Linked DNA regions of Homo sapiens: all the other regions are linked to region 2. A link is a loop called in an ENCODE intact Hi-C map of the cell type or tissue named here. Cell type or tissue: heart left ventricle. All regions are shown on one strand.

Region 1 (2,500 bases), 58 kb before region 2:
CTATTTGAGACATATCTCTAGGTTCATTAGAAGGAACATGAATGGCCTAATTACCTAATGTGAATAAAATACACAGAGACTCCAGATAAAGACAAGGAAAAGCTGGGCTGGGCTCATTTTGCATAGGTATCATTGCCTGGTGTGTTTTTTGTAAACCTCCCAGGAGTCCCTCATTTAGGAAAAGCAGGAAATGTTACAGTATGTCTGCCACTCTCTTAAAAACAAACAAACAAACAACCCTCCATAACTGCCTATTACAAGAATAAACTCTAGACCTCTCACTTTGGCCCACATACCCTCTATGCTCCAGAACCCATTTACCTCCAGATTTTCCCCCCGTTTCTTGCACCTGGCCTTGCTCTGTGCCAGCCCCAGAAACACACGGAAACTCATCCCAGCCTGCGGGCCCCTAGGGCATGGTGTTCCCACTGCATTCCCACTCCCCCCACCCACACACAAACACCCGATACTTTGCATCCTTCAAGCCTCAGCTTAAATGGCCCCTTCTCAGAGGGACCACCCTTGATCAGCCTGGTTGAAATACTCCATGTTCTCCATAGCACAGATCACAACCTCTGATTTTGTGTGTTTATCTGCTTTTTGCCCATTGCCTCCACTAACGTGCAAGCTCCATGACCCTGGAGCACGTGGCTATTTTATTCACCTTTAGTATCCCTCAGTAGGCACTCAGTATGTGTTGAAAGAATGCTGCGTGGCCTCTGACAAGCTGCTTCCCCTCTCTGGGCTTCTGTAGGCCTATGAGTGAAATGAAGCATTTAAAAGAGGTGTTACTGAGAGCCCTTGGCGTTCTGACTGCAGCTCTATGATTAACATCTGGGCCTCAAGCCCAGGAGTGAGCCTGGCGTGTTGCATCTCCACCGCGCTGCACTGAGTGCACTGATTTAATCAAGCAACAAACACCCTGTAATTTAGTGTTCTGCTGTTCCTCTTCCCCAGTCCCTGGACTGGGGACCATGCTGTCAGATTTCCAGGATGATCCATGCACAGCCACCTGTTCTCCCAGCTCACTTGATCCCAGTGCCCCTGAGGAGAGGATGGTGGGCAGGCTGGGAAAACATTTTCAATCTGGAAGCCCAGGGGCAAGGAGGACTTGTCACTGTCCTGACCTGAAAGGCTAGAATCTGCAAGAGATTTCATCAAATCCCCTCATTTCTGGATTAAAAGGGATGCTTGGCCCAGTCCTTTGCCTTAAACCTAACTGTCTTCCAAAGATGCCTCCACCATGATTCCACTTGAAGTGCTCAGAATAGGGGCCCTCAGTGCCTTTCAGAGCTGCTCATCTCACCAATGAATGGCTTTGTTTAGAAAGTTCTTTAATCAGCAGTATGGTGTAACACAAGGCAGTGTAGCATAGGGGTGAAAGGCCTGGGCTTCCGGCCAGGCTGCCTGGGTGGAATTCCAGCTCTGCAGCGGACTTGCTGTGTGAGCTTGAGCAAGCCATAAAACCTCTCTGTGTCTCTGCTTCCTCTAGTGTAAAACAGGGAGAATCCTCATTAGGCTGTTGGGAGAATTACAAACTGTTAATTGATAATGGGAGAGCAATAAATGTAGATTACTGTTAACTGCCACCTACTGAGTGTTGGTGGTGGTAATTTAATCTTTTTTTTTTTTTTTTTTTTGAGACAGAGTTTCACTCTTGTTGCCCAGGCTGGAGTGCAATGGCACGATTTCGGCTCATCGCAACCTCCGCCTCCCAGATTCAAGCGATTCTCCTGCCTCAGCCTCCCCAGTAGCTGGGATTACACGCATGTGCCACCACGCCTGGCTAATTTTGTATTTTTTTAGTAGAGATGGGGTTCCTCTGTGTTGGTCAGGCTGGTCTCGAACCCCTGACCTCAGGTGATCCACCCGCCTCGGCCTCCCAAGGTGCTGGGATTACAGGCATGAGCCACCGCGCCCAGCTATTTTTTTTTTTTTTTTTTTAATGTTTGTGTGTGTGGTGTGTTTTTTCTTGGGACCAGGGCGGGCTTGGCATTTTTAGAGACAAGGTCTCACTATGTTGCCTGGTCTGGTCTCCAACTCCTGGCCTCAGGCTATCCTCCTGCCTCAGCCTCCTGAAGTGCTGGGATTACAGGCATGAGCCACCACACCTTGCTTGCTAGTGGTTTTAAAACCTCTTAGACTCAGGTTCTCTGGAATGGTTTGTTTGCGAAGGAGACAGTGGATCCCAGCCCAAACTCAGGGCTGGAAATTCAGAGGGGTGGCTCACTGTTGACTGTGAGAACATTCACTTTGTCTTTCCGAGTCTTAGAATCCTCATCTGAATAAAGAGAAAGAATATTTCCTGTCCTGCTTCCTGTCATTCAGCCAACGTAGCTGGGTATGGTGGCTCACGCCTGTAATTCCAGCATTTTGAGAGGCTGAGGTAGGAGGATTACTTGAGGCCAGGAGTGTGAGATCAGCCTGGTCAACATAGCAAGACCCTGTGTCTACAAAAAAAAATTTAATGTCTTCATAGAACCAATGAGTAGATCAAATG
Region 2 (2,500 bases):
ACTTTGGGAAATGCCCTACCCTCACTTCCTAATCCCCATGTAAAATATGAATGGGGTGGACTAGACTAGGAATCATTCCATATGAGGCCTGGCAGGAAACACAAAGGAAGTTCAGTGGCCTAGGTGAAACAGTAGGGAGTAGCGGAGACTGTGGCAAACTAGAGGGCGAGCAGGTAGGGAGGGTGCAATGCCCTGACTACACAAAGGTATCCCCACTCAGAAATAGGCTAGAGTTATCATGGGAAATACGTTGACATATATTCTAATTTTTTGAGTTGGGAATCTGATTTTCCAAGAAATGAGTGATGTTTAAGTATTGGCAACTATTAATAGTTAAAACTTCAGAACAAACAAACACAACACTGTGTGAGCCAAATAAATATCAGGTGCCGGCCAGATCTGTCCGTGGGCCGTCAGTTTGACTTGCCTGGCCCAGATGCCACCCTAATGTTAGGTATTAATTTGCATGTGCGGCTGAGAATGCTGCAAAGCGGCTCCTGTAAGGATGGGGGTTGAGGGGTAAGATCTGTGCCTTTCCGGGGCCCGTCGCCCGTCCCCCACCGCGGCCCGGGCCCCTTTCGGTGCCCCCTCCCCAGGCCTCTCCGGGAAAGGGCCCAGACGGTGGTGCCGGGTCGCACGGCGTCGCTTGCTTCACACCCTCCCTACCTGCTCGCCTGCTCTCCCAGCACGGCCGGCAGCGCCGCAGCAGCGATGACTCAGCCTCTGGCGGCGGAGCTGGAGGGAGGCGGAGGGGGCGAGGGGGAGGACGACTGGCAGGGCGGGGTAAAAGGAGGCGGGTGGAATGGAGGGAGGAGGGGAGAAAGAAAGAGGAAAAGGAGAGAGAAGTGGGATGGGGGAGGAGAAAGAGGAAAGGGGGAGAGGAGACGGGGGAGAGGCGGAGGTGGGAGGGGGCAGTTCGAAGCCCCAGCTCCCGCCTCCTCCCGCGGCCGGCTGAGGTTGGGCTGGGCTGGGGGAGGACAGTGGGGGAACAGCGGAGAGGGTAGGGCAGGGGCGGAGAAAGGAGGGTGGCGTGCTGCGCCCCTTCCCCTCCCCCACTTCGAGAGTCCCGTGGGTACACGTGGTTCATTGCCACACCCACGGACCCACCCCTGCCTCTGTGGGATGGGAGGGGCCGGGGAGGGTGCCCGGGAATGCGGCTTCGGACTCTGAACCTTTAGTGAGCGCCTTCCAGCGGAGGCCTGGGGGACTGGGCAGTCAAAAAGGGACAGAGGGGCCGGGCGCGGTGGCTCACGCCTGCAATCCCAGCACTTTGGGAGGCCGAGGCGGCCGGATCACCTGAGGTCAGGAGTTCAAGACCAGCCTGGCCAACATGGCGAAACCCCGTCTCTACTAAAAATACAAAAATTAGCTGGGCGTGGTGGCGCGCGCCTGAAGTCCCAGCTACTTGGGAGGCTGAGGCAGGAGAATCACTTGAACCTGGGAGGCGGAGGCTACAGTGAGGCAAGATCGTGCCACTGCATTCCAGCCTGGGCAACCCTGTCTCAAAAAAAAAAAGGGGGACAGAGAGAGGTGAGGGCTTGCAGGGGAGAAAGCAAATCCACAAGGCGTATCCGCAAGTGGAAATTTAAAGGGAGAAATGAGCCTACTCGATGCATTTTTGCTAGTCTACACAAGTAGCTATAACACAAGGTTGAATTTGGAAGTCACACCAAGGAAGTTTCCTTAGCAATGTTTTGTAATATAAATGATGAATGAATAAAATGTACTATGGGAGTACATCTGTGTGTATAGAAGAGGACAAATGGAATTTTTTTAAATGTCTTTTTGTATGTCTGTTACATATGTGTGTTTGGGTGAATATATAGGAGTGTATGTGTCATTGAATAATGTGTATATATGTATGCCTTATGTATGTAAGCACATTAATAGCTGTATATGAGGTCGTGTGCCAAGAATACATTTCTGTGTATATGGACAGGTGTGTATCTTTATATGCCTAGGTGTTAACTGTATAAGACCTATGGGCTTTCCTGAGTTTGTTTTAAATATGCATATTTATGTGAATTTATGAGTTTGTGAATGTGACAGCATATCCTTGGGGGGTATGTGTGGGGGTTTTTTGTGTGTGCCAGTATTGTATAAATGTGTATGTGTATACGGGACTCCTGTCTGAGATCGTGTTATGCTTGGATATTTGTGTGTGTGCATGTGTATGGTAATACATTTGTGATCAGTCTGTGACCAGGGCTACAGGGCATCTTGAGGTTGCATGTGTGTGTCTGTGTGTATAATTGAGAATGTATGTCTGTTTTTCAGAGTCTTTATGGATATGATTGTGTCTAGCATCTCTGTAGCCACCCTGTCGATCCATTTGTGATAAGGGCTATGTGATTCTTAAGGGTTGGGCTGGTCAAGGCGGCTCCTTGGAGGAAGAGGTTCTTGTGAGGTGGGGACGGTAGACACAGGAAGAAGTTGCATGTGTGCTGGCCCACTGAATAGACCACCCAGAGCAGCCGGAGGCCAGGCAAGCAAAGTAGGC
Region 3 (2,500 bases), 110 kb before region 2:
AAGACCTAGTCTCAAAAAAACAACCAAAACATCCATCTATAGGAGCAGCAGTTGAAAAAACATGGAGCATTCCACACAATGGTGAACTATGCAACTGTACACAGGAATGAGGAATATCTTTCTATTATATACTGCTACTTTGCAGTTAGCTCCCAGATATATTAAGTTAAAACAAAAAAGAATTGAAGAAATGCCATGTGTTGTATATTTCCATTTACCAAGGATACAAATACATGTAGAGGCATTTGCTTTTTTCTTAAATGGAAAGGTTCTAAAAAGTTTGCCTGTAAGAGAAGAAAGGGTGTAAGTGACAGAATTTAAGTCAGACTTCTATGACTATACCATGCTGAGACTCTAGAACCACGTAAATGTTTTACACAAATGTAAAACAACTTAGAAAATTATAGGGGTAGGGAGAAAGCAATCTCTAAAACTTGGAAGCAAAATAAAACTAATATATATATCAATTTAAATGTGAAACCACACAAAGATTCTTTCAAATGACTTGAAGATACTGTATAAGTGGAAAAACTGTTTTCAGTGGTAGTGGAGGTATTGTAAGAATGTAGAGCTTGGCACAATGGCTCACGCCTGTAATCCCAACACTTTGGAAGCCGAAGTGAGAGGATGGCTCAAGCCCAGGAATTTCAGACCAGCCTGGGCAACACTGCAAGACCTCATCTCTACAAAAAATTTAAAAATTAGCCACACGTGGTGTGCACCTGTAATCCTGCTACTCAGGAGGCTGAGGCAAGAGGATTGCCTGATTTCAGGCGGTTGAGGCTGCAGTAAGCCATGATCACACCACTGCAATCTAGCCTGTGAGAGCAAGACCCTCTCTCTTTAAAAAATGTTTAAAAAAAAAAAAAAAAGACGGTAGACATACTGTGAAATAAAACAAAATGAGTAATTATGTTGGTATCATTAGGAATTAAGATTATGGGCATGGAAGAAAGCAGTAGGTAAAATAAAAGATCCACAAGTCTACGTAAAGACCCTTTAATAGAAAATACCAGAACAGGCCGGGCGCGGTAGCTCATGCCTGTAATCCCACCACTTTGGGAGGCCGAGGTGGGTGGATCACCTGAGGTCAGGAGTTCGAGACCAACCTGGCCAACATGGTGAAACCCCATCTCTACTAGAAATACAAAATTAGCTGGGTGTGGTGGTGCATGCCTGTAATACCAGCTACTTGGAAGGCTGAGGCAGGAGAATTGCTTAAACCTGGGAGGTGGAGGTTGCAGTGAGCTGAGACCATGCCACTGCACTCCAGCCTGGGCAACAAGAGTGAAACTCTGTCTCAAAAAAAAAAAAAAAAAAAAAAAAAAAAACAACAACAACAAAACAGAATAACTCCATGATGTATTTTATCTCACCAAAAAACAAAAAAATCATCTAGAAAGAATGACCAACCAAGTAGCAATAAAGCACCCCTATAACTCAGACTGGTATCTAAATACCATTTCCCAAAAGAAAGGAACTAGAATTCCTTTTAAAAGTGGCCAATTCCAGATCTGGGGCAGGAAATGTATAGGGTCCCACTGACCAAAGGTGGGACAATTTGATCCAATCCATTAACTGCAATGGACCAAAATAAATACGTTTGAGCCCATAAGCTTATAATAACAAATGATACGAAAACAAACCACCAAATCTCACTGGTCACCTATGAAACCTATTAGAGATCAACTCATAATTATGCAAACTGGCTAACAAAGGGAGGAAGATCAAACATTAATCTGCCCTTCCTGAACAAACTATACCTCTTGGTAACTGAACAGTTGATGAGGCAAAGTTACTTCTTGAAGAGGTATTCCACCTAATAAATGAAGACCGACTGACAGAATTAGTATATTGTCATTTTGCAATCCTAACGAACACTGCTGGCAGCTTATAGCACAAGAGAGACAATCAAATGAAATGTTATGTGCCACCTGAGAGAAAATACATCATTATGATAAAGTATTCTTGACAAGGAGGGGAAAAAACTTCAAAACCTGAATCTGATCAGGCCTCTAGATCACAATTTACAAAAAACTTGGAGTACAGATGAACATGTTAAAATGACATCCCTGTGCCCTGTGGAAAATCCTACAGGATGTACAACTTAGTCTATTCAAATAATAAACGGCAAAGAAAAAGAAAAATAGAGGCAAGAGGAGACTTAATAAGACAATACACAGGTCTTGTTAGTTTTTTGTAGAGACAGGGTCCTGCTATGTTACCCAGGCTAATCTTGAACTCCTGGGCTCACATGACCCTCCCCTTGGCCTCCCAAAGTGCAGGGATTATAGGTGTGAGCCACTGCACCCAGCCTATAGGTATTATTTGGATTCTGATTCTCACAAACTATATATATATATAAAATATATATATAATATATAAATACATAAAATATATATATAATATATAAATATATAAAATATATATAATATATATACTATATATAAATATATAAAATATATATATAATATATATACTATATATAAATATATAATAT

The links. Peaks named below come from ENCODE experiments on the same cell type or tissue, not always from the same donor. Only the 100,000 strongest peaks of a DNase experiment are listed, where the experiment ranks them.
Region 1: a loop joins it to region 2, with 1.9 times the contacts of the local background. A loop is called at or near these places in 70 of 110 quality-filtered maps.
Region 3: a loop joins it to region 2, with 2.1 times the contacts of the local background. A loop is called at or near these places in 6 of 110 quality-filtered maps.

What each region holds. Positions count from the first base shown.
Region 1 is chr5:154,739,534-154,742,033 of GRCh38, reverse strand. It overlaps a transcript of LARP1 not described here. Among named protein-coding and RNA genes, the nearest start is that of LARP1, 15 kb to the left of the region's middle. In heart left ventricle, no CTCF peak of the experiment used is centred here; DNase peaks (open chromatin) are centred at 885 and 1,403.
Region 2 is chr5:154,681,204-154,683,703 of GRCh38, reverse strand. It overlaps a transcript of LARP1 not described here. Among named protein-coding and RNA genes, the nearest start is that of MIR1303, 3.3 kb to the left of the region's middle. RefSeq lists silencers at 436-915, 956-1,155. In heart left ventricle, a CTCF peak has its summit at 1,188; DNase peaks (open chromatin) are centred at 733 and 1,033; H3K4me3 peaks cover 1,465 bases; H3K27ac peaks cover 1,073 bases.
Region 3 is chr5:154,796,053-154,798,552 of GRCh38, reverse strand. The region is part of intron 8 of LARP1 (La ribonucleoprotein 1, translational regulator); the gene reads right to left. Among named protein-coding and RNA genes, the nearest start is that of MIR378H, 32 kb to the left of the region's middle. In heart left ventricle, no CTCF peak of the experiment used is centred here; no DNase peak of the experiment used is centred here.